Linked DNA regions of Mus musculus: region 1 is linked to region 2. A link is a loop called in an ENCODE intact Hi-C map of the cell type or tissue named here. Cell type or tissue: heart. All regions are shown on one strand. Each heading gives the region's core, and the rest is flanking DNA. Links, peaks and the distances in the headings are about the cores only.

Evidence for each region. Hi-C counts contacts between places; a loop is a spot of excess contacts. Peaks named below come from ENCODE experiments on the same cell type or tissue, not always from the same donor. Only the 100,000 strongest peaks of a DNase experiment are listed, where the experiment ranks them.
Region 1: a loop joins it to region 2, with 4 times the contacts of the local background. A loop is called at or near these places in 6 of 42 quality-filtered maps.

What each region holds. Positions count from the first base shown.
Region 1 is chr12:91,584,785-91,597,068 of GRCm38, reverse strand. Gtf2a1 (general transcription factor II A, 1) reads left to right here and starts at 7,420. Exons shown (of 9, transcript NM_031391.2): 1 at 7,420-7,534; 2 at 10,268-10,369. The coding sequence starts at 7,505. In heart, for the core only: CTCF peaks have their summits at 6,788 and 8,830; DNase peaks (open chromatin) are centred at 6,818, 7,038, 7,798, 8,598 and 1 weaker place; H3K4me3 peaks cover 4,204 bases; H3K27ac peaks cover 3,952 bases.
Region 2 is chr12:91,378,267-91,390,550 of GRCm38, reverse strand. Cep128 (centrosomal protein 128) reads left to right here and starts at 6,142. Exons shown (of 26, transcript NM_181815.3): 1 at 6,142-6,317; 2 at 8,763-8,903. In heart, for the core only: CTCF peaks have their summits at 5,931 and 6,131; a DNase peak (open chromatin) is centred at 6,080; H3K4me3 peaks cover 1,719 bases; H3K27ac peaks cover 1,375 bases.

The DNA.
Region 1 (12,284 bases), core at 2,609-10,608, 210 kb before region 2:
AATTAAAAGTTTCTTAACTGTGGGATCCACTAAAATATTTTCTTCCTTCAAGAGGAAAAATATCAGGGCACAGTCACAATCAAAAGCAAAAATCAATCTCCAACCATCTAATGTTTGGGATCCAACTCATGATCTTCTGGCTCTTCCAAGGGCTTGGGTCACTTCTCCAGCCATGCCCTTTGTAGCACATGCGTCGTCCTCTAGGTGCCAGATGCCTGTACTCCACTGCTGCTGCTCTTGGTGGTCATCTCATGGTACTGGCATCTCCAAAAACACTGCATGACCCCTTCAGTACTGGGCTGTCACAACTGAGGCTGTACCTTCACCAATGGCCTTCCATGGCCTCTCATAGTGCCGAGCCTCAGCTGCTCTTTGTGACAACTTCATGCCTTCAAAACCAGTACCACCTGGGTAACTCTTACACATCACCAAGTCCAGCCACCGCATAAGGTACAACCTTGGTTATCTCTGGAACACAGGCTCTGTGATCTCAAAAAACACTTCCCAGAAGATGTCACCTCAAGGATGCTGGTCTCTTCTTAATCACCGCTAATTTCTTAGCTTCAGCTAACCAGCATCAATAGTCCCAGTAATGCAAAGTTTTTGCCTTAGTAGTTCTGGTATCTTGTTAATCACAGCCGATTCTTCAGCCCCAGCTAACCAGAACCAAAGAATCTTCACAAATTAGCAATAGCCCTGAAAAAAGTCTTTAATTTTCCCTCTGAAATTTCTCAAGCCAGGCCTCCATCTTCTGCACTGTTCTCAACATTATCTTCCAAGCTCCTACACAACATCTGACAGAGCTCTTAACACTGAATGGATCTTCTAGCCCAAAGTTCCAAAGTCCTTCCACAGTCCTCCCCAAAACATGGTCAGGTTGTCACAGGAATACCCCAGTATGATGGTACCAATTTGGGTTTCTATTCCTGCACAAACATCATGACCAAGAAGCAAGTTGGGGAGGAAAGGGTTTATTCAGCTTACACTTCCATCCTGCTGTTTATCACCAAGTCAGGACTGGAACTCAAGCAGGTCAGAAAGCAGGAGTTGATGCAGAGGCAGTGGAGGGATGTTCTTTACTGGCTTGCTTCCCCTGGCTTGCTCAGCCTGCTCTCTTATAGAACCCAAGACTACCAGCCTAGGGATGGTCCCACCTACAAGGGGCCTTTCCCCCTTGATCACTAATTGAGAAAATGCCTTAAAGTTGGATCTCATGGAGGCATTTCCTCAACTGAAGCTCCTTTTTCTGTGGTAATTCCAGCTGTGTCAAGTTGACACAAAACTAGCCAGTACAATGGTTTTACAAATTGTGGCTCTGGTGGGGCAGCTCACATGGGCAATGGCAGCACTCACAAGGTGGAGGCAGGAGGATTTCCATGAGTTCAAGGACAGTCTGGGCTACATAGTGAGTACAAACAGTATAGAAACTAGGGAACACTGAGGAGATGATGACTGGGCTCCTGATACTGGGAATAAGCAAGGAAGAGAGATTATTTGCAGTCTATAAAGAAACAAGACACATGTGGAGAACAGACTCACATCATTATTGAGGCCCAGAGATCCAGTGACCAGCCATCTGCACGTGGAAGACCTGGGAGATTCCAATGACTTGGAAAAATCTCAGAGCCAGTGGTATAAGACCAGGCCTAAATCTGTAGGACTGAGAACTAAAGCGAGAGACAGAAACGTAAGGGTATCGTGCTCTAAGTTCCCAGGCCGATCTTAAAACCCTGAGAACCAGAAATGCTGAAATTCTAGGAAGACAGATGCTTCACCAGAAACGCGCAGAAGTGAATTCACCTCCGTTCTGTCTTTCTGTCCCCCTCTGGCCATTGACAGATAGGATAAGAATTCCCATCCTGATTGTAATCTGTAGTATTTGTTTTACTTATGCAAATGCCACTGAAAAAACTTGTCTTGGTGACTTTCAAATATTTGTGACTAAAATACCCGCGGGAACAATTTAAAGCCGAGGGAAGATTATTTTAATTCATAGTTTCAGACTCTCAGGGGAGGGAGGGTAAGGCAGAACCGACTGAATCACATCACAGTGGGAAAGCAGAGGAAACAAGGCTTACACAAAGGGCCTAGGGCAAGACCTAACCTCCAAGGGAGGGAATGCCTCTAGTGGCCCATTTTCTGGGTAGGCCCCATTTCCTACTTGACAACAACCCCCAATAATACAACGCACATTATCCCTTTATTAAGAGACTAATCTGTCTATTAGAACAGAGCCTCAAGAATCCAATCACTTACTAAAACCCCATCCATTGGCAGCCAAGCGTCCAATGCATATCCAAACCACAATACACCTCCACAGACACACTCATAAATAATATTTTATTACTTATCTCAACGTTCATTAGCACAGGCAAATTAACACAAGGCAGTTAACCGTTACAGGATTCTATCCAGCGACTGTGGCTGTATGGAACCGGTTTAAGTAGTTTAAAGGCTAGTTTCCAGTGCCATGGAAAAAAATACTTGTTTAAGCTACTTAACGCGTGATACTTGGTTAAAACAGGATTTAAATTCTTCTCTTTGGTTATCTGTAGGAAAAGATATTCCACATTTGGCTTGGATGAATACTACTTGTGAATTTTATTTGGAGGGGTTTTTTGTTTTGTTTTGAGACAAGGTTTTTATGTAACTCAGGTTGGATATGAACTTATGGCCAGCGCTGAGCTTTTGTGACTTTTGCTCTGGCCTCACTTGATGAGATTACAGGCTCCCAGCACTATGTTCAGTTTTAGACAGTGCTGGGCATAGAACCCAGAGCTTCATGTGAACTATGTAATCTACTGAATTACATGCTGGGTTCCTACAGAAGTATTTTTTTGTACCATTTATTATGGAGCTGTTATAGGGTACCCACGAGAGAAGCCTACTCACAGGTCTAAGCCAACGGAGTCTTTATTAGCCCGCTGGCAAGTACAGTGGGTGTTGGGGATTTCAGTGTCACCCCAAGCCTTTTTCAGGGTGAGCTTTTAAGCTCAAAACCATTATCTTGGTTTGTCATACTTCACTTAACAAGAACAGTTAGCTAAAAACTACAGAACCTAAGAAACAAGGTTAGTACTTTAGAGATTTTTCTATGGACTTTGATGGGTTAGGTCTTTGTTTCGGCTGGTGGTGCTGTTATATGCTGGGTTTTATGGTCTCAAAGGTACTTTCATCAGAGTCAGTTGTGCTAAAATCTGGGGGGGTCTGTTACAGCATCAGTACTGTCTCCAAGCAACCTTGACTCCTCTTAGGGAAAAATAGTTCAAGATCACAATCCAGAAACAAGTGTTACTCGAAGTTACTGGATTGGTCATTTTTTAAGCTCTTTGAGATACATATTTTATGAAATAAATAATTGAGGCTTTGTTCTTGTTTTAAGGAAGGCTTTTCCTGCTCGTGGCTTAAAATTAGAAAACAGACCTTCTCAAAAGCAGTGGCCCTGAAATATCACACACAATCTAGGTACTACTGGTACTGAAATATCACACACGATCTAGGTACTACTGGTACTGAAATATCACACACAATCTAGGTACTACTGGTACTGAAATATCACACACAATCTAGGTACTACTGGTACTTGTTGCCGCTAGGTTGACTTCAAGTAGCTCATCATGAGTCTTAAAGACTCAATACTAGTGAATTTTGTTTCTGCTCTGTATTGTCTTAAATATGTATTTCTTCTCTCCCATGTTGACAAGAGATTAGCATTTCAATCTGTAGACTATGTAAGGATCATTTTAATCATTTGGGTATCATCATGGAGGTCCTGGTCTCCAGAACATATAGGGTTTTTTGTTGTTGTTGTTCTTGCTGTTGTTGTTCTATTGAGAGAAAATGTCTTGTTTTCTTCCTAAAAAGACAGCTATAATGTAGTCTAGTATGTTTAATTATTAATACAGGAGACACTAACAAAATGCACTATTGTTGTTACAGAGTATTGTTGTTACTATTGTAGCACAGAGTAGAACTCTCAGGCATTTGTGACTAACTCTCTTGTTTTTTTCTGTTTGAGACAGGATCTCTCTACATATTACTGACTGTCCTAGAACTCACGGAGATCCTCCTGCCTCTGCCTAAAATCAAAGGTGTGCCTACCATCCCTGGCTAATACAGATATTTTTATCTGCCTATATAAAATATTTTGAAGTTAGAGAAAGATATTCATTACAAAAAAAGGCACTACATACATTAAAAATATAAGCTGTATCTACATTCATTAAAAATATAAACTTAGGGGCTGGATAGTTGGCTCAGCGGGTAAGAGCACTGACTGCTCTTCCAGAGGTCCTGAGTTTAAATCCCAGCAACCACAAGGAGGCTCATAACCACCCGTAATGAGATCTGACGCCCTCTTCTGGTGTGTCTGAAGACAGCTACAGTGTACTCATATAAATAAAGTAAATACATCTTTCAAAAATATTATATAAACTCAAAATTGGAAATCCAGTGTGTTTTATACAAAGGGCTATTACAATTAGAAGGCATTCAAGCTTTAGAAGAAAGGAGGAGGGTCAGTTAAAAAGAAACATGATACAGTTTTGCTTGAGCGCCTTCTGGACAGTCTTGTCTTGGAAGTTAAACATTAAGTTCCAGAATTTTTATATAAGATCAGAAAATATCTGAAGCTGGTTGACATACACTCACTGTGACTACAGGGGTGCTACAGCTAATTGAAGAAGTAGAGACAATACACTGGAATGGAATCCTTGGTGGTTTCTTACAGGCACGTGGGCACTGAAAGGGGAAGAGGTTTGGGGAAACCCACTGTGTGTTAGGCATCATTGCAATCTAGACTGTATAGACATGGGAAGAGCCTCCAGTAGTCTGATTGTATTGTTTTTTTTTTTCTAGAAGTTTACTTGTATTTCTGTATATACATGTGTATTCCTGTACTTGTGTGCTCAGGTACTTGAGGAGCTGGAGCCGTGCTGCTTTCAGTCTCCTGATGTCCCCAGGAAGAGCACTTTTAACTGAGGAGCCATCTCTCTCTCTCTCTCTCTCTCTCTTTTTTTTTGTTTTTTCGAGACAGGGTTTCTCTGTGTAGCCCTGGCTGTCCTGGAACTCACTCTGTAGAACGAGGCTGGCTTCGAACTCAGAATTCCGCCTGCCTCTGCCTCCCAAGTGCTGGGATTAAAGGCGTGTGCCACCACGGCCGGCTTGCATGGAGTCTTAAAAAATCAGAGTGAGACTCACTGGGAATGGGCCTCCCGGTTTTTCATGATAACGGTAACCTTAATATTTAAAAAAAACCCAAAATGTTCAAAGTGTTGATTGGATCACAATTTCAAATACTTATGTCCTGTGAATTATTTTCTAGTGCTCCAGACCAGACACACCTTGCAGGGAACTGTTGAGCCACTATTTAGTGGCCAAATGTACTGTGGCACTTGCCTTTAATGCCAGCACTCAAAGAGCAGAGGAAGGTGGATCTCTGTGAGTTCAAGGCCAGCTAGGACTACAAGGATTCTGTGTAGTCCTGGAACTTGTAGACCCTGTCTCAAACAAACAAAAAAAGAGAAAAAGAAAAAAAAAAAAAAAGAAATTAAAGGAGAGAATGGAGCTAATGTTGAAGAAATCCTAGAGTCAAGTGTGGTGGCATGCCTTTGATCCCAGCACTGGGAAAGTAGAGGCAGGCAGTTCTCTGAGTTACAGGAAAGCCAGAGAAACCCTGAGGTGAAAAAAAAATTCTCTCAAGAGAAGGTTTATGTCCAGCTTCTTAGTATGCATGGTCCCAGTCTTCGCTAATCCCCTTCCCTGAGGTCATAGGAAACAATCTGTAGTCTTTCCATGCTCTTCTAGTCTTTGATATTTCACTTATCTGGCTTCACTGGCATAGAATGACATTGTCTGATTGCTTTTTGAACATAAAATGCCCACGTCCACATTACATTTTGTCCCCATATTCCTAGGACCAGGGAAAGTGGCAGTTGTTAAATTCTGCCTACCAAACAGGAATCTGTTCCGTAAAATATTGATACAAAGGCAGAATTTGCTTGCACGTCCCAGGTCAAACTCCCGATGAATTGCACTCCAAGATACCAACAGACTCTGCCTGATCTCTTGGGACAGGCCAGGCAAGTTGATGAGTCAACGGCATGGGTTTCAGATGTGGTTAGTCACTGTGTGCTGGCCAGTGTGCAAATCACAGCACTCTGGTAACATTAAAAACAGAGCAGTAATGTATGTCAGGGAGTCAAATATGTAGTAGTTGTATCCGAGTTCCTTTTCTTTTTTCGTCATTTCTACCACCCTAAGAAGTCATCTAAAGTACTTTTGAGTTGGTAGAGGCTGACTCTTTGGGGCATTTTAGCCAAACCACCTAATAGTTTAATTTTGTACAGACAAACGGCTGGAAACACCTACAGGCGTCCCTAATTCTGTAAAGTAGACAGAGGGAGAACAAAGCTTTCCTAGCCTTTGGACTTATACACAACTTCACGAGGTCTGTCCTTTGCAAGAGGCGCGAACTTCCTCCTCATCCGACCTAAGCTCACGAATCAAAAGATGACTCCGCATTTAAAAACTGTCCCAAGCCCCAGCGCGCGGGAGCCGGAAGCCGCGCCACGTGACCCGCCGTCCCTCCGCAGCCATCCTCCGGGGAAGCCTATCGCTTCGGCGGCTACTCCCACTCCTCCGCTCCACCGGAGCGGCTGCGCGTCCACCCGACGCAGCGCTAGGTACCCTTGATCGCTGGCTTCCCTCAATACCCCAGCCTCCTCCGGAGGACGCCTCCCGGTCCAACCGGTCGCCACCACCACCGCCACGGACCGCTTCCGCCAGGGTGCGGACCACGTGATCGCGCGAGCCATAGGGGGGTGGGGAAAAGGCCGCGGCGCGCGCCTTCTTTACTCCAGGCCCGCGGCCCCGCCCACCCGGCCACCCAGCCGGGGCGGGGGGGAGGGGGGGGAAAAGAAACCTGGCGACGCCCCGGGCGCGCGTGCGCACGCGGTTCTCGCGGTGTCTCGCGCTCGGCCCCGCCCCCCGCTGCCCCCGCCCTTTCCGCCCCTCCCTCCCTCCGCCCTGTCTCTCGGCGGCGGCGGCGGCGGCGGCTCGCGCAGCTCGTTGGCTCGCTATATAAAGGGGAGAAGCAGGCGGACCGGACGGCTGGAGCTGCAGCCGGTGGCGGCAGCGGTGGCGCGGGGAGCGGTGACCGGTGTTGGTTTCCCTCCTCGGCGCCGAGTGGGGAGCGGGTGACGCCCCCTAACCCCCTAAGGGGTCGTGGCTAATTTTTTCCCCCATTTTTTCTTTTTTCTTTAGGCGATTCTCGAGGTTTTTAGCTGCGGGAGGAGTGCCCCCCTCCTCCTGCTCTCCCGCCTCTTACTCCTTCTGGATCGGTTTTGTTGAGAGATTTTTTTTTTTTTGCCCCACTCTTGGCGGGTGACTTGGGTCACCCTCCGGGTCTCAGTTGTTTTTTTTTTTTTTTCTTTTTTTTTTTTTTTTTAAATTTTTTTTTCCTTTCTTTCTATCTCGTTCCCTCTTGTTTGTGTTGTGTGTGGAAATGGCGAACTCGGCAAACACAAACACCGTGGTAAGGACGTGGTGCGGTGGCCGGCGGGGGCTGCGAAGGTTCCGGCGGCAGGCAACGGCTGGCTGGGACGGACGGACGGACGGGCGGGCGGGCGGGGGCGGGCCCGGGCGAGGCGGCGCTCCCGACCGGGTCCCCTCCGCCCTCCACCGCCGCCGCTGCCCGCCGCGGGCCTGGCCGGGCGGGGGGGACGCCGAGGACTGGCGGGAGGAGGGCGGCGGGGGCCGGGAGCGCCGCGGGGCGGGCCACGCAGGCCGTTGGGGCCCTGGCTTGCCGACCCCGGGGCGCGGACGGGCGGGCGATGGCCCCACGCGGGGACCCGGACCCGGCCAGTCCCCGAGCGAGCGGCTGCGGGTCGAGCCCCGCGTCTGGGGAAGCCTCTCGGATACCGCCGAGGCCGGGCGTGCCTTCGGGGGCTCTCCGGAGGTGGTGCTTTGGGAGAGCCTCCTTTGGGGCCGATTTTACTAATCCTCCGAAAGGAAAGAAAGAAAGAAAAAAAAAAAGACAAAAAAATTATGAAGGTTGGAAAGCACTTATCTCGGTTCCTCCCCAGTGGGTAAAATGGCGAAGGGGAAGCAAAACCCCCGCGGTATCTTCGACTAGCCTAAGCACCAGAACAAACAAAGCCTACATGAATGGCCCAAGAGTCCCCGCTTTCGCCTCGAGATTTGCCTACTTCTTCCCGTTGCTCCCTTTTTTAAAAAGGAGCAAAAAAAAATTTTTTTTTGGTTACTTGCGATCACGTAGGTTTGCAAAAAGCAGTCACATAAAAATAACCTTTTAAAAGAGTCACCAACGCAATGTGATCACTAGGCCACCCCATCTCTTGATTTCTTTTTATGACAATAAAGCACAATATTTGTTTTTTTGTTTGTTTATTTTTAAAAAAAATTTTTTTTTTTCATTTTGCCCGGTCCCAAACGCCGCAGAGCAGCCTGCGGCTGCCCGACACTATACCGTTGGCGACTCGGGTCGATCCATCATGGCTGCGGCCGCTTACCCTGCTTTTCAGTGCCTGCGCCTTGTGGTCCTCCTCCCTTTGGCTGCCCTGTTTATATAGAGCCATTGCCGCTCTCTAATATAGACTCTGCCAGGATGGGAAGGTGCTTTTCAGGCCTACGTCACCGCCTCTCCATTTAAACACCAGATCCGGCTTTAAATAGTGAGAGCTGCTGAGCGCGGGGCTGGGAGGTGCGTGCTCCCGAGGCGAGAGGAGCCGGCGTGCGGAGCTCATTTTATTTCTAGGCTCCTTTCACGCCGAGATTTCGCTCCGGAGCCGGGAGGCTGTTGTCACGGACCCGAGTGTTTTGCTGTGGCCGCTAGAGTGTACTGCCTTTGTTTGTAGTGGGAAGTAGGCCAGAATTGCAGCCTCGTTTTGTTCTTTCTCCCTTCCCTTTATAAGAGTTTCATTTTAAATCGTTTTAGATCAGATAAAATGATTTCCTCCCCCCCACCCGCCCCCTTGGAGGAGATACGGTCAACATTCTCGGCTTAAAAAAAAAATGCGTTGTACATTAAATGTTTCCGGAGGAGGACTTGAGTTTGGTGGTGTGTTCTTAATACCCAAGGCATGAAGCTTTTCAAAGAAATAGTGACTGACTCTCCCCTGTGAGATCTGTGCTCACAATCTATTGCTTGATGTGTGTGTAGAGGCACAGCCTAAACTGAGCTTTAAGAATTAAAGATTAAGTGGTGGTTTTAATTTTACCAGTGGCTAGCATGGTATCTAGTATAAAAATCCACCTAGGTGACCTAATATTGTGCCTAAAAATTAGCATCTTCTAAAAGGAACCTTTATTAATCACTTGCTAATGCTACATGCAGTCTCTAATTCGCCAGTTTCAGAGTTTGGAATACTGTTTTAAAAGGACAGATCTAAATGACCTTGTATGCCATAAAGACAAAAGCCTGCTGCAGTGAAGTTTAGAATTTAGCATTTCCCTTTTTCCTTCAACAACGGCGCTTCTGAATGGGTTAAGTTGTAGGCTGGTTGCTGAATGATTAATTACATAGTAGCAGAGAAGGGCATTGCCTGCTTCAAGTGTTGGACTCTCCAAGGAAAGGGTTTTAGGGTAACTGATTTCAGAAACATTAAAACATCTGGTTTGCTGGAAATTGATCCTACTAATTTAAAATTACATGGCCAGTATAGAGTTTAGTGGTGTAGCCTGAAGGTAGACCAGGACAGGGAAAAAAACCAAGGTAGCTTTTGTATAATCAAACGCTGATAAGACTGCTGGGTATGACCAGGAGACGACTTGTGAACAAAAAGTTCCCCAACATCTAAGACCTGGAAAGGCTGTGAGATGGGACAGGCGTTAAATCAAGCAGGGCTAGTAGGAACCAGGAGTGACCATGAACTGTTATTAATCATGATGGTAGACATTTTGGTCACCATCAAGGAAATTACTGGAATTTGTGTTGACTGTGCATAAAGAACTTTGGTTTATGAACTACTTTGCCCAGCCTTACAGTTTTCTGTCATTGTCAAATTTAGTTTACAGTGTCTCAGTATATTGATCAGGCTGGCCTGGAACTCTGATATCCTCCTGTCTTTGCCTCCAGAGTGATAAGCCTGGCTTAGGATTGTAGTATCTTTAATTAAAGTCACAATTTAAAATAAATTTTAGATAGTTGGCCAAATGGCTTGTATTTAATAATTATTTAATTATTTCTCAAAGCCTACTATAACATTTTGAAATCAGTCTTTTATTGAATCTTATTTTTCCTTTAAAGCCTAAATTGTATAGATCTGTGATTGAAGATGTTATTAATGACGTACGAGACATTTTTCTGGATGACGGAGTGGATGAACAAGTCCTGATGGAACTAAAAACTGTGAGTTTGTCTCTTTTTAAAAGAATAGTTCAGTAATAAAGAACTTTTCTATAGGATGAATGTTTGACTTTAAGGAGAGACAGTATAGTGCAGTGAAGGGTATTGATTTAAACCTCAACTGTCCCTTCTATACTTCCTCTAACTGGGTAGGTAGATAACTTATATTTCAGCTTTCTTCCCTATAAGATAGGAATTGGTAGTACAGACTCATGGGGTGGTTGTTCTTAGGATTAAGTGTACTAAGTATAGAGAATACCTATCAAAATGCCTAATAATAGTTTTACTTGTTCACATGTGGTATTTTATGGTCCAGTTGCTTGACATGTCAGTAATAGTATTTAATTTTTTGTATTCCTATATTTGTAATCTAAAATTTGTTTATGATGGAGCGATTGAACAAATGCTTGATAAAAGAATGTAAGTACTAGAGTAAAATCCTTTTATGTACACCAAATGCTCCTTTTACATATTAAACACTGAGCTAGTTTTTCTTCTTAGGTTTATGAATAAATACTTAGATTTTTAAAATGGCATTTGTGTGGGCACTGGAGACATGGCTCAGTGCTTAAGAGTCTGGCTGTTCTTCCAGAGGGACTGGGACCGGTTCACAGCACCCACGTGGTGGCTCACAATGGTCTGTAAGTACAGTCCCAGGAGACGCCCTCTTTTGGTCTCCAGACATTAGTCAGCACACGAGTGGTGCACAGACAGTCATGTAGGCTGTCTTAGTCAGGGTTTCTATTCCTGCACAAACATCATGACCAAGAAACAAGCTGGGGAGGAAAGGGTTTATTCAGCTTACAATTTCATACTGCTGTTTATCACCAAGGAAGTCAGGACTGGAACTCAAAACAGGGCAGGAAGCAGGAGCTGATGCAGAGGCCATGGAGGGATGTTTCTTACTGGCTTGCTTCCCCTGGCTTGCTCAGCCTGCTCTCTTATACAACCAAGACTACCAGCCCAGAGATGGTCCTACCTACAAGGGGCCTTTCCCCCTTGATCACTAATTGAGAAAATGCCTTACAGCTGGATCTCATGGAGGCACTTCCTCAACTGAAGCTCCTTTCTCTGTGATAACTCCAGCTGTGTCAAGTTGACACAAAAGTAGCCAGTACATAGGCCAAACACTTGTACACACACAGTGCTCTTGTCTCTGGTGGTAGCATGAGGTGAAACTGGAGGGGTTTTGTACTTGTTGGACCCGATTTGAACATTTCGTAGTTTATTATTCTTTCATTTAAAAGTTGCATCATGTGTGGTTGGGGAAGTGACTCATCAAGTAAATGAAGAAGGTCTGAGTTGACATCTCCTTCACCACATAGAAGGTGGGTATGACCACATGTGCCTGTCACCCACTGTTGGGGGATGGAGACTGTGGGTTCCAGGAGCTTGGTGACCAGCCTGAAACTCCAGGTTTCAGTGAAAGACCTGTCTCCACGCAAGGGTGGAGAGTGATGGAGAGGACAGTAAACATCCTTCTAAAGGCTTCACATGCATGCATACAAACATTGTCTCCAAGAGAATCATTAGCTCAGTTCAGCACCTTACATGCCTAGTGCTTACCATGCCTTTCTTGTAGATTCTGTTCATGTGCAGCAGGGTTCCTTTAGGTATGTTTACTGTGCTGAGACTGTCCTAAAAATATGTATACTCTGTGCATAGTGAAATGTGCGAAGGATCTGCACACTTTATTCTTAGTGATTGTTGGAAGACCCACTATTCTAACAGAACAGTATGCAGGTTGAGTTATAGATTGCTGAACTTTTAATATTTTAAAATATCTTTTGCTTTCTCGATTGTGTAAGTGTATGAGAAATTTTTCTTTCTACCCTTGAACTAAAACTAGTGAAATGCAGGGGCAGATGGGAAGTCCAGCTCTCTAAGGCTTACCAGCCCCCCCCCCCACTCCCCCTCT
Region 2 (12,284 bases), core at 2,250-10,249:
AATCTCACTGCAGCAAGGCCCTGCACTTCTTCTTAGACTTGTAGATTGCTTGGAAACTTAAGAGCTGGAGAAAGACATCAACCATACTTAAGATTGTTTCTTGATGGGTAGAAAGTGGGTTCATCCCTCTTCCATCCAGTCCCATCCAAATCGGAATGTTGAACATTTTACTTTTATTTCTTATGGCATACTTGGTATGTGAATACCAATTTACCATAGTTGGTGAGTTGCAAAAGGAGCTTGGTCATCTGTGGTGGCCAAACATAACCCAGTAAAGTCTAATGCTGTAGGCAGTCGTCACTCGTGTGGGAAGTCTGGACAAACTATAGGCTGTTTGGAAGGGACATTTGGTGCCTATGTGGAGGTTAGATACCTTCTGGACTTAGATTTTCCTTCTATATCTTCAGGTTTGTTCTTTTATACCCAGCCCTAATTCTTCCCCCAGGACTTCCTTGTTCTCTGGGTCTTACCTTCCCAGTCGCAATTTTATTTACTTATTATTATTATTATTATTATTATTATTATTATTATTTTTGATTATAGCACTTTCTTCCACATCACTTAGGAATATTGTGACTTCTTTGTGGAAAGCCTGGCTTCATGGGACGTGTGAGATCCACAGGTCCCCGAATGCAGAAGGGCCTCATACTTTGCTTAATGCTCTGTGCTTTCCATGCTCATATTATTAGTAACTTTAAAAAAATCTTTAAATTTGTTATTATTATTATTTATTTATTTATTTATTTGGAAGCATGATGTGTATGTGTGTGAGGGGAATGTGTATGTGTGGGTGTATAATGGTGCATGCCATGGCTCCTATGTGGATGTCAGATAACAACTTTGTGGGGCTGGTTCTTACTATTTACCTTTCCATGGGTTGAGAGACTTGTTGCCAGGCTAGCCCATCAAACACTTTTACCCACTGTGCATCTGATTTGCACCTCAGTGAGTCTTGAACAAGGGCCTCACATTTTAATTTTTCTTTGGGTTTTGCAAATCCTACAGCCAGTCCTGTTTGAGATTCTTTGTATTGCACTCTTTGAAGCAAGAAAGTGATCCCTTTTCTTCTTTTCCACTCTCAAGCCCCCTCTTTTCCCTGAACGTAGAGAAACTTAATTTGCTTAAACAGAAGCGGGGAACAGAGAATGTTAAAAATAAATATTTGAGAATATTTAGATACTTATTCTTTTGCAACCTAGACATGATGTTGCTGTTTCACAGTGGTATGAGTTTGCAAGGTGAAACACGTTTGTGCCTTCTGCTTGAGACAGTGTTGTCTCTTTCTGCCAATCTGTGATAGTTTGAATAAAAATGGCCCCCATAGACCATAGGGAGTGGCACTATTAGGAAATATGGTTTTGTTGGAGTAGATGTTGCCTTGTTGGAGGAGGTATGTAACTGGGGGTGGGCTTTGAGGTCTCAGATACTCAGCCCTGCCCAGTGTGGCATTCTCTTCATGCTGCCTGTGAATCCAGATGTAGAATTCTCAGGTCCTCTCCAGTACCGTGTCTGCCTGCCTGTCACCGTGTTTCCCACCATGACGACAGTGAACTAAGCCTCTGAACTATAAGCCAGCCCCAATTAAATGTTTTCCTTTATAAGAGTTGGTGTGGTAATGGTGTCTCTTCACAGCAATGTGGTACATTTACACGATGGAGTACTACTCAGCTATTAAAAACAATGACTTCATGAAATAATTAGGCAAATGGATAGAACTAGAAAATATCATCCTGAGTAAGGTAACCTAGTCACAAAAGAACACACATGGTATGCACTCACTGATAAGTGGTTATTAGCCCAGAAGCTCAGAATACCCAAAATACAATTCACAGACCACATGAAACTCAAGAAGGAAGACTGAAGTGTGGATGCTTCAGTCCTTGTTAGAAGGGAGAACAAAATACTCTTGGGATGAAATATGGAGACAAAGTGTGGAGCAGAGACTGAAGGAAAGGCTATCTAGAGACTGCCCCACCTGGGATCCATCCCATCTACAAACACCAAACCCAGGCACTATTGTGGATGCCAAGAAGTGCTTGCTGACAGGATCCTAATATGGCTGTCTCCTGAGAGGCTCTGCCAGAGCCTGAACAATACAGAAGCAGATGCTTACAGCCAACCATTGGACTGAGCACAGGGTCCCCAATGGAGGAATTAAGGAAAGGACTGAAAGAGCTGAAGGGGTTTGCAACCCCATAGGAAGAACAACAATATCGACCAACCAGACCCCTCAAAGCTCCCAGGGACTAAACCACCAACCAAAGAGTACACATGGAGGGACCCATGCCTCCAGCCCCATATGTAGCAAAGGATGGCCTTGTTGGGCATCAATGGTAGGAGAGGCCCTCGGTCCTCTGAAGGCTCGATGCCCCAGTGCAGGGGAATTCGAGGGCAAGGAGACAGGGGTGGGTGGAACACCCTTATAGAAGCAGGGGGAGGGGGAATGAGTGGGATAGGTGGTCTGGGGTGGGGGAGACCAGGAAAGGGGAGAACATTTGAAATGTAAATAAAATACACACACACACACACACACACACACACACACACACACACAAAGAACAAAATAAAGTCCTGTTGCTCACGGGACTGTTATAGGGTGAATTTAGTTCTCATCAATTAGCATATATTTAGGGCTCCATCTGATGAAGAAACAATATGTGATGCTTTTTATCTTACATGTTACTTTATTTTTTCCTTGAAGCAATATTGCTTATGAGATAGTACTCTTTCCTGTTGTTGATAGAAGAAAATAATCTCAGAGGAAGCACTATGATTGAAGTCATATAGCCATTGGTTATTACAACGAAGGTTTGAGTCTGCACATTTAACCTTCAGCGTCCTCTAGTGAGGTGGTTCTCAACATTCTTAAGGCTGCAACCCTTTAATTCCTTCATGTTGTGGTGACCCCCAACTATAACATTATTTCATTGCTACTTTATAACTGTAATTTTGCTACTGTTATGAATCGTAATGTAAATATCTGATATGCAGGATATCTAACATGTAACCCTCGTAGGGGTTTCAATCCAGAGGCTGAGAACCACTGCTCTGCCTCCTGGAACACTAGTCTGTACAAGCAACGTTGGTAGGACTAACCAGGGGATGGGGCCAGGAACATGGAAGCTGTCAGGAAGCAGGTCTCTATTCTCTAGGGTGTATTTCCTATTACCTTTTGTTTCTATTGCCATCTATCCTCAGAATGACGTTTTCAGCTGCTTGTTGAATGTAGATGAAGATGCCCCTTTCCTGGTGACTACTCCAGCTTTTACCTGAACATCAAAATAATCAGAAAATAAAATAGGAATTTGGATTTCATTTTAAATTCTCAGTGCCTAAGGACCCCCATAGGCCTGGCCTGTTTTGAGTGTCTACTCCTTGCCAGCATGTCAGAGGAAGGGGGCTTCTGTAATATACACAAGACTTCTGGGGACCCATGATGTGGATGTGATTGTTTCTACATTTAGCCTGTATCCTATGATGTGATGTAGGCAAGGCATCTGGAGATATCTCCCTTGTCTACTTTTCTGTTGGTACTCTGCACTGGGGTACACTAACGAACCTAAGGCTTCCTGGGCCAGAGTGCTGTTACCTTCTGAACTGTTTCTTGCCCTCACAAAATTCACTTTTTTTTTTTTGAAACTGCTTGTGTGACTGAATTTGGAGACACATTTGTTAAAGACATAAAAGTAGAATTTGGAGACAGGTTCATTAAAGAGATAACATTAAGCAAGTCCATCAGATTTCGTCCCTAATCCAATAGAACTGTGTTTTTTTTTTTTTTTTTTTTTTTTTTTTTTTTTTTTTAAACAGGTAACGAGATAAACCAGCTCTGTGCTCACAAAAGGACAATGGCATTTAAAGCCACACAGAAGATAATGAGAGCACTCCAGTTGGCTGGCACTTCGATCTGTGACTTTCAGCCTTCTGGTATATGAAGTATTTCTCTCTCTCTCTCTCTTTCTCAGTCTCTCACGTTAATTCCCATCGTTCAAGCCACCTTTTCTTTGGTGTTTTGTTATGGCAGGCTTAGCAAACTGACTCACCATGCCCACTCCTGCTGCATGATGGACAAAGGAGGAATACCTCAAGGAACTCTCCTAGCTTTGCCCAAGTCTAGATTCATGTGACTCAGCTCCAATGGACTGGTGGTGTGGATGACACGGACCAGCCGTGTCAATGAAAAGGAATTCAGAGTCTTTGGGAGCCACAACACAATTTTCCGATTAAAAATATATCTTGTTAAGAAGCAAAGGAGACCCATTCTATGATCTGACTTTACTACTTTTAATCCCCATACCATGCCACATCTGTTAATAAAGGCAGTTGATGTTAGGTATTAATTTAATCATGCATATACAAATTTCTAATCACAATTAACTCAAATCTTGTTTCTGTGGTCCCACCTGTGTCTTCAGAGGTTTTTTTTTTTTTTCTTTGTTTGTCCAATATCACTTTAAAACGGAGTCAATAGAACTGAACACACACAGCTGGACAACAATATTATTAACAATTAATTTTTACTAATGTAATGCACTCACGTATAACCAAAGTTATTCTAGCATTTGGGTAATACATTTTTGGCAGTTGATCAGATATACTTTCCTAAGGAAGGGTTTCTCTTGTGTTTCTACATAGATCCTGTGGCAGTGGTCTCCCCTCCACCACTGTCATGAATTGCTTCCATTCATCTCCTTCCATTGGCTCTAAGCAACTGAAGCAAAACAATGGTACTTTTAAATCTCTTCATTACCCCTGTGTCTTCTCTCTAGAAGACAGAATCCTAAGATGATTCAATATTCATATTTGCTAAACTGAATAAAATTATCTTGTGAAACTTAGCTATTAACGAACAGAGCCATTATGCCTCTGCAGGCATTGCTGGTATGGTTGTTCTGAATTAAGTTGCTCTCTGTGTCAGCTGTAGTGTCTTGGAGAGGCACAATTGTGGATGCAATTACTTAGGTAAATCTTTAGAAAAATTTATGCTTAAACTTGATAGGAAAAGCCTTTAAGTGAGCAGGGTGGGGACTTTGGGGGGAAGGAGATATTTTAAAAGGTCAGATCCATTTGTTTCAATCCCTAAGTGGGAAGATTAAGTGGGTAATTCATGATTCTAACATAAAATGTCCACAATAGAAAACCTAGATTATACAATGATCAGCAGTTCTCAACCTGTGCGTCACCATCAGAAAACATATATTTCCAATGGTGTTAGGAATCCCCAACCATCAATTTATTTTCATTGCCACTTCAAAACTGTAATTTTGCTATGGAGTGGTTTCTCAATTCCTATGACCATCAGAAATATGTGTTTTCTGAAGGTCGCTACTCACAGGTTAAGAAGCATTGATAACTGTTTTTTAGGCTTCAGGAAAACCTTCATAGATCAGATAAAATTTAATTCTAGCTTTGGGGAGGATCGAGTCTCTCTCTCTCTCTCTCTCTCTCTCTCTCTCTCTCTTTGACAGAGTAGAAGGAAAAGAAAGGTGCCTAATTATTTTTCACTTCTTAGTTTTTCTCAAAGCTCTCCTTCCTTAAGGTTTTAATTCTCTCATTATAGCTGAAACTGACTCCCCCCCCCACCCCCCCGAGCAGAAAACACTTCTTTCATTTTCTTGTGAGGACATAACAAGCTAGTAAGGAACATACTACCTCATATTGCATTTGTAGTTTGCCAGGGAGGAGAGGTGAGATCTTAGTCACTCCAGGCAGAGAGTGTTTCACTTGATAAACTTGTTTACTCCCCTCCAAGCCTTAAGCCATTAGAATAGGACGTTAAAGCGATTTTAAAATCTCACTGTTGGCTTTTATCCTTTGATGTGTCCTAATAAGTAAAATTACACTCAGTGTCGCGAGACATTTGAATTCACTTTCGAGCAGGAGTTTGCGGCTTCACAGGCTACTGGCCCTTAAAAAAAACAAAATTAGTGCGGGAAAAGAAGGCAGGGCTCCAGGTCTGTAAAGACCGCTTAGCCAGTTTCTTCCGGGAAAGGCAAGTAGAGGCCCTGCTCAGAGCATGCTGGGACTTGCAGTTTATCTCCTGTCATTTCCTGTTATTTCTTGCTACATCTCCCTGCTCTGGAGTGTGGGATGGACTACAGCTCCCAGAGGGCCAGGCGGCGGCGGCGCGTCTTGTGCTCTAGCGGTGCCTGGGCGGCTAGTTCAAGTTGCCATAGCTGCAAGTCCCGGGTGAGCGGAGTCGGTTGCGAGGCAGCGTTGGGTCAGTTGCACCTTCGGGGTCGCTGGTAGCCGCGGGAGCCGGGTGGGGCCTCGGTGATGATCCGGCGTTAAGAACTTGGAGTCACCTTGGGTCTAAGGTACCTGCCCTTCTCTGTTCTCTTGTCCTTTCTCTCATTTCCCCCTGCAGAGACATTTGCGTCCCACTTCCCCTTGTCCTAGGGTGGAGACACAAGATCTGCACGGGTACGCGGGGTGGACCGGGAGTGTGGGTGCAGTGTTTGGTGACGTGGGGGTCATGGCGTGTTTGCATCCCTCAGCAGCTCGTCCACGGTCAGGTCCTGGCCACCTCACTCAACGCGCCTTGTCCTGGCTTTGGAGCAGCTTGCCCAGGGCTCCCTCCTAGGCGCTTCAAGCTGTCTGACATTGGTTTTGACTGCCCCAGGGGTATAATTGGTGCATATCTCTGTCCTTTCGTCACTCGATTTTCCTCTGCTAAGTAAGGAGATGCCCGGGGTCATAGTGGTTAGTCGCCCCCTTTTGGAATTAATTAATAAAAATACCAAACTTTGAATCCCAGCTGCCAGTCAGGGTTGGTTTAAGGGAGTGGGTCTGTTAGGCAAAGCTCGATGTTGTAGCGTCCTTGTTAGGATTATGCAAAGCATTTGGCACAGTGCCTAGCACCTAGCAAATTCTCGTTACTTCTTCCTAAAACTTCCTGCGTCTAACAGAAATAGCATACGAACCGTTCAAGTGGTTTTTAGTTTTATAGTACCTGTATTACAATAAAAGTAAAAGGAAACTTCTGAGACTAATCTTAATTTATTTGGCCCAGGGCATAAAATGTACTGAAGTATATTTTACTTCACGTAAATATACAAGTAGCAAATATGAAACTTTTGTGTTGTTTGTTTGTTTGCTTATTTATTTATTTATTTATTTATAGATAGGGTTCCACTGTGTGGCACTGGTTGACCTGGAACTCACAGTGTAGCCCAGACAGGTCTAGACATTGCAGAGATCTACCTGCCTCATCCTCCACGTGCAGAGAGCAGAGGCTTCTGGTACTACCAGGGCCTTATGTTTTTTGATAATGGTATAGGATGTTCAGAATCTGGCATATACTGATATTTCATATTCATAGTGTGTATCAATTTGAGCTGGCCAGGTTTCTATTGTCATAGCCATATAACTGCTGCACTGGACAGGCAAGAGAGAAGATGAACTTTGACAGCTGTAGCTTGGTATAGGGCAGTGGTTCTCAACCTGCCAGTCGCGTCAGCATGGGGAATCACATGACCCTTTCACAGGGGTCACCTTAGACCATTGCAAAGCACAGGTATTGAAATTATAATTCATGACTGGAGCAAAACCACAGGTATGAAGTAGCAACACAGATAATTTTATGGTTGGAGGACCAACCCATGACATGAGGAACTGTATTGAAGGGTCGTGGCATTAGGAAGGCTGAGAACCACTAACGTAGAGAAATTTCATCGTGCCTAGGGCTCGTCATGTGATGAAGGCTGCTTTGTTAGATAAGTGTGTAGTAAGCCTTTGCTTAACTGGCCTCTTGAACATCTCCTAGTCTCACATCTCTTTTCTTTTCCCAGAATACCCTTCTTGGAATGCTTATTGAAGTATACAGATATCGGCTTTGTTAGATGATTTTTCTAAGGGTCCTTACAGTTTTAGAAGTAGCCATAAAGTGTTGAGAATCCTTTCTACCCTTTGCACTTTCCTACAACCAAATACACAATGCATTTGTTTATTTATTTGTTTGATCACTGTGAGAACTGATCCACCATACATATATAATATTGCCTTTAAAGAGGTGGAGGCTAGCCTAGACTTACAAATGAGCCTGCATGTTAATCTTACTACTAAAGTTAGTCTCCCACCTGATAGATATACTCAGAGTGAGTACTTTCTCTAGACTTGGGGTACAACTCACCCTCTAGCGTGACCTAGCAAGTCTAGTGATGGTGAGTTATGGATAGAAGATACCGGGTGCTAGGGATTTGCAGGCTGGGCATCTGGTACCACATGGGCTTCTGGACGGCATAGGAGTGTATTTTCACTCCTCCCGGTATTCTCTGATCTGTGCATAGGAAAGTGTCTTAGCCAGGGTTTCTATTTCTGGACAAAACATCTCGACCAAGAAGCAAGTTGGGGAGGAAAGGGTTTGATCAGCTTACATTTCCAGATTGCTGTTCATCACCAAGGAAGTCAGGACTGGAACTCAAGCAGGTCAGAAAGCAGGAGCTGATGCAGAGAGGCCATGGAGGGATGTTCCTTACTGGCTTGCTTCCCCTGGCTTCCTCAGCCTGCTCTCTTATAGAACCCAAGACTACCAGCCCAGAGATGGCACCGCCCACAAGGGGACCTCCCCACTTGATCACTAATTGAGAAAATGCCGTGCAGCTGGATCTCATGGAGGCGTTTCCCCAACTGAAGCTCCTTTCTCTGTGATAACTCCAGCTGTGTCAAGTTGACACAAAACTAGCCAGTACAGAAAGATAAAATCATTTTCATTAAAAATTCAAGTTATAGTTCTGTCTGCTCCCTGTCTCGTTGGTTTGTAGGTGTTTTGGAGGGAGTGTAGAGGCAACCCAAAAGATCATCTACTCGACTAGACCTCTTGCCCTGAACCTCATGAAGAAATGATAGGAGGCAGGTACCCTGAGCTCAAAGGACGGCAGCGCAGAGTTCTGGGAGTGCACTTTGTAAGTATGCTTTTTTCCCAAGTGTAGCATCTGAGGAAATGGTCTACATTTACTGTATATTCAAAGTGGGAAGGGCCATGCCAAAAGTAGGAATTGGGGTGGGGCAAGAAGCCCCCTTTTGATATTCATATAAAATTAAAACAGGGTAGCTGTGCATGGTACAGCAAAAAGAAATCAGATGAACAAATGAGTGGACACACACCTTCACCTTTACCAAAACCAGCAGTGTAGCTGCTTTTATTAAACAGGTGTTTGGAAACCTGCTCTCTCCCAAAGAGGGCTGGGGTCCCTTTCCCAGGCAATACGTTCAACTCCTTTTCACACTTATAAGCATTTGTCAGAAATGTGTTCAAGGTGCAAATAGGCTCCTTGCTTGGAAATTCCTGAGCCAAAAGAGTGAGTTTTGTTTCCAGATTTTCCAACCACAGATTCCCAGTCCTGCCTCTTGGCTATTTATAATTGTTCTCTAGTGGATTTGACTGACACTCAACATTTCCGGATTGATCTTTTTAAATGTTTAAATGATCTGACTTTTTCTTTTCTTTTTTAAACACAATAAATGGTCTATTGAGGTAAATAGTTGTAATTTGTGATTTCCATAATTTGATAATGTTCAACACAAACTGTCACTGGTTATCAAAGATTTAGTGTTAAAGCTTAATTTTTGTAATAGATTCAAGATTCTGGACTTTGGAAAGAATGCCTTCTGTTGTATTTTGCTGGTGAGAGGCGCTGATGCAGGCGTTCTGGGGCCCTGCACTCAGTTCCTACCAAGACTTCTCATATGGAAAATTCTTAGAATTCAGGAATTTTTGAGTTAGCAAGATGTAAGTCTAGTTGGTTAATGCACTCTAGGAATTCTTACCTACACAAATTGACACATTTGGAACTCGTATAAAGATGCTTCAGGATAGATTCACTATTAGACCTTTCATCATGTTAGGGGGCTCATTAGACTGTCTTGAATATAGTCATGCTCTTTAAAGTCTGTTTTCCTATGTAACTCTGTATTGTTAAATGGTCATACAAATACTGGAGGCAAGGTTTGGAATACAGCCCAGGCTGATCTGGAACTCAGAACCCCTGCTTCAGCCTCCCCAGTGCTAGGATTCAAGGTGTGCTCCACTTACCTGGGCCACTGCCTTATCTGTTTGAACTCTTACCTTTGTGGCTTAGTGATTAGATATAGTTAATGTATCCCTCAACCAGGGGATTTGTTTCTTATAATTCTTAAATGAAATTCGTATACATGTATCTTATACATAAGTTGTACACACAAACACCCATACCCCCTCCCACACCCTCCCCGCACATGCACATACTTTTGTTTTCTTGAGACACTGATCATAGAAGCAGAGTTTCTGAGTCAAAGTGTGTGTATTTACTTGTTTTGCCAAGTCATTCTCTAGAAAAGTTGCCCTCATGTTTATAGACAGTATGCTTTTACTTACTTAACCATTGCGGGCAGGTGCAGGGGTGTGTGCTACAGGCATGTAGAAGGCAGAGGACAACTTTTGGCAGTTGGCTCTCTTCTTCCATCATGGGCTCCCAGGACTGAACTCAAGACAAGTGCTTTTATCTGCTGAGCCACCTTGCTAGCTTTTGTAACTACTACTTGTACACCATAGAGTGTCCTTGTTAACCTTGAGGGTGAGAGCTTTGCTCATCTGTCCCAAACAGAAGAACAAGGACACCATTTTATTGTTTTAATTTTCAGTTCTTCAGAGAGATGAAGTATATTTATGCATTTGGCAGGGACACTTCTATTCTGTGAACTGCCTGTCTGTGTTCCTGTTGTGCCTTTTACTACTGGAGTGTTATTATTTTTGTGTGCTTTTTGAAGAGCTAATTACTCCCCCTGGCTCCTCTATAATGCACACATTCTGAGTTTTTCCTTTGCTTCCGGTGTCTTGTTCTGCTATTTAGAAATGACCTGAAGAGACTTAGCAAGCCTTTCTCAGCTACTCATCTTCCTATGATTAATATAATAGCCCTTAACATAAATCTGCATACTGCTAAATGACTGGAGGATTGGAGAAGCCACCATTCGTGGTTACGTGACGGACATTTCCAATCTCTGTGTGCACAGGGTTTGTCGTGAAACAGGTGCTCCTGAGTGAATGAGTGAGCGCTTGTGAATGAGCAAGTTCACACATGAATGGGTGTGCGAATTAAAAGCCGAGCTGGAGCTAGACTCTTTCCAATGAAGAGCGACGTTGAGGAAGAAGTGTGCTATGGTTGTTATTTTAAAAGATGGATAGTCAGTTTTACAGATTGAGGTAAAAGGAAAAGCTTCATGGTGGGCAGGTGAAGGTTTTTAAATGTCAAAAATGGATTTGTTCGTAAGCAATAATTGGTATGTTGAAACTCACCGGATGAAGAGCTCTGGTGAAGAAGAGATGATATAATTTGGAGTTTAAATAGTACAGGCAATTGTACTAAGTGCACTTACTCTATGTAACCAAGTAGCTGCAAGTGACCATTGTAAGTTCAAATGACTTCACAAATAATTGAGTAAACTCTGGTTTGGCCCAGTCACTAGGCAGTTTTAGTATATGCTACATAAATTTGAAATGCTGCCTTGTTTATTAATACTAATAGACATTAGTATTAATAGTATTCATAGTAATAGTACATGGCTCAATCAATATTGATTTAAGACTTCAAATAATTAATTTAGACCCTTTGTTAATGAAATTTCTCCATTTAGTAATTGCTTAACTAGTTCTTGCTATTTGTACAGCTCTGTACTTTGAACTTTGTTTCTAGATTAATTGAGACAGGATAATTAAAAAAAATCTAGTTGCAAATTAATTTGCTAGTGGTCCAGCACACGCCAGATACTGTGCTGACTGCTGGGCTCCAACCATGTCTGATCCACTTTGAGTTTCTTTAAGGGCATATTTGAAACTGAGTGATTTATAAAAGAAATAGGTTTGTGTGGTTTACAATCCTAGTTGTCACAGAGTCCTACCAGCATAGTCCTGTGTTCTGCTACACATCCTTGAACCATTAATGTGTTACATCATAGTAGGGAAGAATAGATGAGTGGGTCAGGGAAGGTCATGTTGTGAGAGAGCGAGTGGGAGAGCCACTGATAAAGGCACACTGGCTTTATAAGAATCTATGTTTCAGATGTGTAGTCCAGTTGCCCAAGACCTAACCTATTCATAAGAGCTGGAGATTAGCCCCTCTTTGAGGTGCTCTTAGTGTCCTTCCTCTAATTCACGGCACTGGTTCTCAACCTTTGGGTCACGACCCCTTGTGGGGGGGGTCACATATCCGATTCATAACAGTAGTAAAATTACAGTTATACAGTAGCAATGAAATAATATTATGGTTAGGGTCCCCACGACATGAGGAACTGTATTAAAGGGTTGC